Regions from separate parts of the Homo sapiens genome. Here region 2 is linked to region 1. Evidence: chromatin loops called from intact Hi-C (ENCODE). Cell type or tissue: PC-3. All regions are shown on one strand. Each heading gives the region's core, and the rest is flanking DNA. Links, peaks and the distances in the headings are about the cores only.

The links. A loop is a pair of places that touch in the nucleus more often than their neighbours do. Peaks named below come from ENCODE experiments on the same cell type or tissue, not always from the same donor. Only the 100,000 strongest peaks of a DNase experiment are listed, where the experiment ranks them.
Region 2: a loop joins it to region 1, with 4 times the contacts of the local background. A loop is called at or near these places in 1 of 110 quality-filtered maps.

The regions. Positions count from the first base shown.
Region 1 is chrX:77,425,293-77,429,680 of GRCh38, forward strand. No RefSeq gene overlaps it. Among named protein-coding and RNA genes, the nearest start is that of FGF16, 20 kb to the right of the region's middle. In PC-3, for the core only: no CTCF peak of the experiment used is centred there; a DNase peak (open chromatin) is centred at 1,679; H3K27ac peaks cover 2,701 bases.
Region 2 is chrX:77,491,732-77,496,120 of GRCh38, forward strand. No RefSeq gene overlaps it. Among named protein-coding and RNA genes, the nearest start is that of FGF16, 47 kb to the left of the region's middle. RefSeq lists a silencer at 2,443-2,759 and an enhancer at 2,449-3,031. In PC-3, for the core only: no CTCF peak of the experiment used is centred there; a DNase peak (open chromatin) is centred at 2,620.

The sequences.
Region 1 (4,388 bases), core at 1-4,000:
TCAATCTGGAGAGAAAAGACGAATGCAAGGGAAAAAATTGGAAAGGACTATAAGACAGTGAAAACAGAAATAGCAAAATATGTAGCAAACCCAGTCAAGGCTGTAGCAGTCAGAGAAGGAAAAGCTCTCTGTCAGTTGAGGTAATCAGGGAGGCCTTTCTGGAGGGGGTGGGATTTAAATCCAGCATTTCAGGACAAGAAGGATTCAGTGGATAGGGAAGAGGACATTCCAGAGAGGAAAAATACTTTGAGCAAAGGTACAAAGTGAGGACATGTAGGTTGTACTCAGGATACAGAGCAGAGAAGAGGCCTACCCAATTCTGCCAGATTTAGGGGATAGACTGGGGGACCAAAATGCAGTCAGCCCCTGCTTCATGAATCACACACAGCATGGCACAGGGAGATGGGAGAGATAATGAACAACAAAACAAACCAAATGACAATTTGAGATGGTGATAGGTGCTATGAAGACAATAACCAGAGTGAAGTGATATGGCTGGAGATGGGAGAAGCTATCTAACTAGGAGAGTGAGAGACAGTCTCTGAGGAGATGCCATTTTTGCCACAACCCAAATGACAGTACATGCAGGAAAGCGGTGGAGAAAATGACAGGAAGATGGTTGCTGAGACCATAACTGGAGACTCTCCACCCTAGCTTATCTGCTTTCATCGAAGCCCGGGTGAAAGATATGTAGGGCAGCAATGAGCCTGTTTTCTGATTTGGTCAAGATAGAATGGGGTCCAGAAAAGAGCAAAGTGCATTTCTTGGTCACTAGGTAAGATTAGGTTGGGGACCTAGGCTAACAGAGTGGGCTACATTCTGAAGGCACTCTTTGCCCCAGTATTCAGGTCTCTCACTGAGCCCAAGTCCTGATGGGCTCTTCCCGCTCCTGCCAGATACCTAGCAGTTCCCCAGCTGGTTCAGCCTCTGTCAACTTTGTAGGAACTCAAGGCTCTGAAGCCAAGGCCTGACCCACAGAAACTGTCCAAGGCCCATGGGATCCACCTGAAACAGCCCACACACACAAGCAGGCATCTTTCTCCTTTTGTAAGGTCAGAGTCTATTGCTCTAGAGCCAGAACCTGAGGCCAACGCTGAGGGAATGGCTCCTCAAACTTCAGTGAATCTTCCTTTTACTCCTCCCTCCTTACCTTTCTCCACAATCACAGACCCCCTGCTGCTGTAGCCATGACCTGTGTCTACAACTGGTCCATGGAAAAATTGACAGGTTGGTGATTTGTCTTTGGTGCCTCTATATCCTTTCTGTGGCCTCTCTCTCCCTGGTCAGATGTCCAGGACCCTTGTGGTCTCTCCTTTCACCCAATCTCCTTCTCTCAGGAAACAATATTAATGGCCCAGTAATATTAAGATCAAAGTAACTAATGAAGCTTAAGCAGCATTTGCATTTTGACAGGATGGTATTGTAGGTCTTAGTACATAAATATGGAAGATTTTTAAAAATTAGATACTTAACATGTATTCCTGAAATGATGTTAGAAAGACAGTTGCTTATTCTGGCTATATGGGGTTAAACTCTGGTTTCTTAAGGCAGAAGCTAAAAGAAAGACAATGTAAGGGCAAGAAAGAGCCAAGACACAGATTTGTCATAACTGCAGGATGAGTTTATTTGTTTTTAACCATAATAATGATTAATATTATGGCAACACCCTGCATTGCGGGTATAAAAACACAATCCTATCCCAAAATATGACTCAGCCTCTGTACTCCCAGATATCACTGAAATTCCTTGGAAGGCAGCTGCAGCCCCTTGCAGAGGCTCCCATTCTTGCTACTTTCACAGTTGGACAAGACAAAGCGGACCCACAACCCTGCTGCTAGGTGCCCAGTCATAAGGGAAGGAGGACTGGGCCCACAGATCCCCACCCCACCCAGTATAGCCAACTGTACATCCTATTCAGACCAACAGTTTCCCCACCCCCAACTACCACTCGGGAAATGGGCTGCTTCTGGGCCAAATTCCCTGTTTAACAGCAATTCAAACACTTCATCCTGAACCTTTGAATGGAAGGGGTCGGGAAAGTTCAGAGGGATAAGTATTTGCCTTTATCCACAAAATGCCTATGCTTCCAGAACCCTACTCCTGCCCTCTTCTTACTTGAGGACTCTTTGTGATTATATCTTTTACACTAAGAAGTGAAAAAATAAATCAACTCCTCTACTGGGACCATATTCTTGGGTGTGGCTTTTCGGTTAACTAACTGATGCCTGGGACGAACAGAGGTAAGAAGCGGGGTGGCAAGAGCTAGGAAGATCTCAGAAGCCCAAGTATTCTAATTAACATTACTTTTGAGTGCCAGCTCCAAAAGTTTTCCATTTCTTTTATCATACTTATTGAAAAAGAAGCTAAGGCCCCAAAGAGGACAGGAACTTGCCGAAGGTCACATCAAAAATATATAGTAGAGCTTAGGAACATGAGCCAGGTCCTCCACCTCCAGCCAAGTGCTCCATCCAAAAAGATGTGTGATTCTCCCCAGTGACTCAGAGAAAAACACAGAGAAACAGGGTTATCAGAGGAGAGATTTGCAGTTCATGTGCTTTTATTCAACCTCCTAAAATGAACAGGAAGGAGAGACACAAACAGGTCCTGAATGGATGTTAGAATTGCAAAACAGGAGGGGCAGCAAGATGATAGTCTCTTCTGTTTTCAAAGATACTGCTCCAGCAATGGGCCACTCCATCTTCCCAGATGTTCTCCACTATCCTGGAGGAGGGAAGGGAAGGAGAGGAAGAAGTGGGAGAGAAAAAGTAAGGAAAAGATTTGGAAGAAAAAACAAAAGATGGCTGAGTCAATGTTTGAAAAAGAACAATGTTCCATCCCAGGATGCGTTGTCACCATAAGTTACAGTACAAGTTGGTTCCCTCTCTTCTCTCTCCCCCGCACCTCGACCTTCTGCCCTGTCTCAGACACACACACACACACACACACACACACACACACACACAGTCTCTCTCTGTCTCATTAGTCTCCCTTGGGCCTACCCTTCTTTTCTCCCCAGATACCTGGCCCAGGCTCTGGAACCTCTGGACTTCCACTGGTTTGAAGGAATTGCTGGGCCAGCCCCGTCTATATGCTGTTTGACCTGTATATTTGGCAGATGTTAGTTCCCTCTGCCATTCCCTGGGGGGCTTAAGCAGATAGTTTGGCAGAAAAATATCTATTCCAAATGGTCTCATTATATTCAAAGAGGAAAATGTCACATTTCCCGCCCCACCATCCATCACTGGCCTCTTCTCAATGTCTCCTAGACTGGGCTAAGACTATGTCTACACCTCTGCTACTCAACTCCCACCTCCCACCTCCTGTCTTTAACCTAGAGCAGTGGGCTTCGCTGGCCCCAAAGGAGAAGGAGGCCTGAGCCAACAAGAAAACTGCTGAAGCAAAGTGAGAGCCACTCTCCAGAACCCAACTAACACCTCATCATCCAGAGGTCACTTCTCTGGCAATCTCACATATCTGGAACAAAGCTGAGAATAAAGAAGTAAGAAGGGAAAAATAAGAGGGAGTGGGCCTCCAGGAAGTCAAAAAGATGTCAGCATACATACAATAAAGTTTGCCAGCTTTACTCATAAAAGAATCTTCCTGAGAGCCAATTTCTTTACTTCAGGCTAAATCCTTACAAGTGTGTTTATTGTTTCTGTAGCCACAGAAAATGAGAAACAGCAAATTATGAGGAGGCAGAAATACTGATAGCAGCAGAAGTGACAGTTGAATATAGATGTAGACAGCGAATCAATGTCCTGAGATTTTGTCTTTTTAATAATACAGCAAATTTGCCAGTCATGGTGGTACGTACCTGTAGTCTCAGCTACCCAGGAGGCTGAGGTGGGAAGATTTGTTGAGCCCAGGAGGCAGAGGTTGCAGTGAGCCAAGATCGTGCTACTGTGCTCCAACCTGGGTGAACGAGTGAGACCCTGTCTCAATAATAATAATAATACAGCAAGACTGACTCCTGTTGTCAAACATGGAGCAACTTGCTGAGCGATGAGAAAGTTGGCAAATATCACTGGCCAATCTTGTCTACCTATCTTCTTTAGCACATTGTTAGTTGCCTGACCATTTGATGGGTTATGATGGTGACAGCTAAACTAAGCCTCCTTCCTAAAAACAAAAAATCTCCTTAAGCCCAGGTGAGGTAAACCCAGACCTCTTGTCAGAAATGGCTGAGTGTGGCCACCTGTGCATCATAACTAACCAGCCCAGAGGTGGTAGGGGAGGACAGGGAAAAGCACTCAGCCTCCAGAGGAGGAACTTAGCAAGAGCTAGGCCGGGAACCAGGGCCCCAATCAAATACACCTTATTCCAAGCAGAGAGAAGACACTCAGGCAGGTGAACTGGGTCATGCAGTGGGGAAGAGAAAAGGGCTGCAA
Region 2 (4,389 bases), core at 282-4,281, 67 kb after region 1:
ATTGCAATAAGCTACATTACTTATTTATTTTTAAAAACCATGAACATTAAATGTAAGACTTTATTCCATGAAGATAATAGGTAATTACAAGGTGTACTTCAGTTCTTTGTTATGACCAATTAAGAAATAGGGACAGAAGTAAGGAAGAGAGAAGGGGAAGAAGAAAGACAAAGAGCCCACGCAAAAAAGACAGAAACAGGCATACATATATATACAAGGACAAAGAATCTGACTCTGATGGTATTGATGTTGCCATAATGTTCTCATGTAGGATATGACTGGTAAGCCATTCAGTCACAAATTTATCAAACATTTATACCATACTTTTTCTGTGTCAGATGCTGAAGATATTAAAGTGAGCAAAAAAAGGGCTCTTGCACTTAAGGAGTTTACATATCTAGCAGGGGAGCAAGACATTAATCAAGTAATCACACAAATAACCATTTATATTAGTTTCCTATTGCTGCTGTAACAAATCACCACTAACATAGTGGCTTAAAACAATGCCCATTTACTGTCTTACCATTCTGTAGGGTAGAGTTATGACATGGACAGAGCTAAAGTCAACATGTCAGCAGAACTGTGTTCCTTTTTGGAGGCTCTAGATGAGGATTTTTTTCCTTGCCCTTTCCAGCTTCTAGAGGCCACTCACATTCCTTGCCCATGGTCCTCTTCCTCTTCAAAACCAACAATGTTGAAACTCTCTGAGCCTTTCTTTCCTAATCACATCTTCCTGTTACTCTCCTACCTCCCTGATATGGTGTGAATTTGAGTCCCTGCCCAAATCTCATGTCCAATTGTAATCCCCCATGTTGGAGGAGGGGCCTGGTGGAGGGGATTAGATGGTCGGGGTGAATTTTCCCCTTGCTGTTCTCATGATAGTGAGTTCTCAGGATATCTCGTTGTTTAAAAGTGTGTAGCACCGTCCCCACCCATTAACTCTCTTCCTCCTCCTACTCCTGTCCATGTTAACATGTTGCCTGCTTCCCTTTTGCCTTCCACTATGATTGAAAGTTTCCTGAGGTCTCCCCAGCCATGCTTCCTGTACAGCATGCTGATCTGTGAGCCAATTAAACCTCTTTTCTTTATAAATTTTCTTTATGAATTATACTATATTATAAAGAAAAACCCAGTTTCAGGTTTTTCTTTACAGCAGTGGGAGAACGGACTAATACACTCCCTTTTCCACTTTTAAGGATCCTTGTGATCACATTGGACCCATCTAGATAATCCAGGAGAATCTCTCCCATTGCAAGTTCAGTTAATTAGCAACCTTAATTATCATTTGCCATATAAGGTAACATATTCACAGGTGCTGGGTATTAGGACTTAGACATCTTTGGGAGACTATTATTCTGCCTACCACACCATTTAAATGCATTACAGAAACCATTGGCTTAAATGGGACTATAATCTTTGTGCACAAGTGTAGAGCATGGGATTTTCTGGAACTATCCTATTCTGAGTTATGTTCTTTGCTGCCTACTTGTGTTTGTATTTGCTGTTTCCTCTGCCTGAGATGCCCTCCTCCTTAACCTCTACATGTCCATATTCTAGTTATATTTTAAGGCCTTGCTCAAATGTTGCCTAAATTTTATGAGGTGGAACAATGAACAATAAACTTAGTTCAGAATACTTCAACCTTTAGGGTTCTCAATTGGTGACTAATTGAATTTGTGTGGAAGCCACTGCATTAAAAATGAGTTTTACTATATTAAAACATATTTTAAAGTATTCAGACTGGGGTTTTCAGACACTTCTGTTTGGATCACAGAACAAAATGGAAGAAAAAAGCAGAACCCTCTAGCACTACTGAAGAGAGACAGAAGGAAGTACCTTGAAAACATCAAGAAGGGAATGTAATAGTCTGTTCTCACACTGCTATAAAGGCCATAAATAAATATCTGAGTCTGGGTAATTTAAAAAGAAAAGAGTTTTAATTGGCTTACAGTTCTGCAAGCTCAGGATGCTTCCAATCATGGCAGAAGGCAAAGAGGGAGCAGGTGTCTCACATGGCAGGAGCAGGAGCAGGAGCAAGAGAAGGTGGGGAGGTGCTACACACTTTTAAATGACTAGATCTCATGAGAACTCACTATCATGAGAACAGCACAAAGGGGATGGTGCTAAACTATTCATGAGAAATCCACAGGGGGCAAGGCCAAGATGGCCAACTAGAAACAGAGGCGATCAGAGGCGCTCATCGAAAAGAACCATAATTAGCGTGTGAATCCTTCACAGGTAACCAAGGTATCCAGGTTCTCTCATCGGAACTGACTAGGCAGCTGATGTGATTCATGGAGAGAAAGGAAGAGCAGTGTGGTGCAGCGGTCCACCTGAGAGCCACACGGGGCAGGGGAGCCCCCACCCCCCAGCCAAGGGAGGTGTTGAGTGCGCTACCCAGGCGGGGAAACCGTGGTTTTTCCATGGAACTGTGGAACCCATGGATCAGAAGATCCCATTCGTGAACCCACGCCACTGGGGCCCAGAGTCCCAACCCCTGAGTCACGCAGATTCTCAACAGCCTCTCAGCTGGAATCTGCTTAAGCCTGCAGAGCTCCCAGGGGGAGGGGCGACAAGCACCACAGCTGCGACTGCCTGCTATGTAAGCCATTTGAGCTCCTTGTGGGAGGGGCAGCAGCCAGCACTGCGACTCATAACTGCCTAACACGCTAAGCTCCCTGGGTGGGGGAAGGGAGGCTTCCATCTCTATAGCTCCAGGCCACGCTTTTCCCCTGCTGGAGCCAGGGAGACTGGATGGCTTGGTCCCAAGAGGTTTCCCCCATAGCCCAACACACTGGCAGTGGCAGACTGCGGCCAGAGCGCCTCTTCAGTCCTGACCCTGAGCCATCCTTCCTCACTAGGTGGGACTTCCCTGCAGGAACTCCAACAACTCCAGCCAGAGGCTCAAGGACAGAACCTGGATCTCCCTGGGCCTGAGCCCCTAGTGGGAGGGGTGGCCATAGTCTCTGTAGACCAGCAGACTTAGCCTTTCCTCCTGGTAGTTCTGAGGAATCCAGCCAGCCCAGATGAGTGGGTTTACCCTCATCAAAGCATGCCCCCTCCACCGAGGAACAGTCAAAGTGCTTCGTTAAATTGGTCCTGTTCCCTGAGCCACCCAACTGGGTTAGACCCTCCAACAGGGGTTGTCAGATACTCTATACAGGAGCGATCCTACTGGCATCAGGTTGGTTCCCCTGAAGGTTAGAGGTCCCAGAAGAAGAAAGAGGCACCCATCTTTACTGTTCTCCAGCCTCCTTGAGAGACATCTCCAGGCATGGGAGCAAACCAGATGAATAGGACGTGAACCCACAGCAAGCCATAGCAGCCCTACAAAAGAGGTATCTGACCATCAAAAGAAAAACAAACAGAAAGCAACAACAACAGCATCATCAACAACAAAAAAATTCTCCACAAAAACCCCATCCAAGGGTCAACAGCCTCAGAGATCGAAACTAGACAAACTCATGAAGATGAGAAAGAATCAACAAAAACATGCTGTAAACCCAAAAGGCCAGAGTGCCTCTTCTCCTCCAAATGATTGCGCCTCTCCAGGAAGGGTGCAGAACTGGATGGAGGAAGAGATGGATGAATTGACAGAAGTAGGCTTCAGAAGATGGGTAACAAAAACTCCGCTGAGCTAAGGGAGCATGTTCTAACCCAATGCAAAGAAGCTAAGAACCTTATTAAAAGGTTAGAGGAGCTGCTAAGTAGAATAACCAGTTTAGAGAGGAACATAAGTGAGCTGATGGAGCTGAAAAACACTGTACAAGAACTTTGTGAAGCATACACAAATATCAATAGCTAAATCGACCAAGTGGAAGAAAGGATATCAGAGTTTGAAGACAACTTTGCTGAAATAAGGCATGCAGACAAGATTAGAGAAAAAAAGAATAAAAAGGAATGAACAAAGCCTCCAAGAAATATGGGACTTCATAAAAAGACTGAACATAAAATTGATTGGAGTACCTGAAGGAGACAAGGAGAATGGAAACAAGCTGGAAAACACACTTCAAGATATTATCTAGGAGAACTTCCCCAACCTAGCAAGACAAGCCAACATTCAAATTCAGGAAATACAGAGAACACTACTAAGATATTCCATGAGAAGATCAACCCCAAGACACATAATCATTAGATTCTCCAAGGTAGAAATGAAGGAAAAAGTGTTAAGGGCAGCCAGAGAGAAAGGTCAGGTAACCTACAAAGGGAAGCCCATTAGACTAACAGCAAACCTCTCAGCATAAACTCTACAAGCCAGAAGAGAGTTGGGGCCAATATTCAACATTCTTAAAGAAAAGAATTTTCAAACCAGAATTTCATATCCAGCCAAACTAAGCTTCATAAGCAAAGGAGAAATAAATTCCTTTACAGACAAGCAAATGCTGAGGA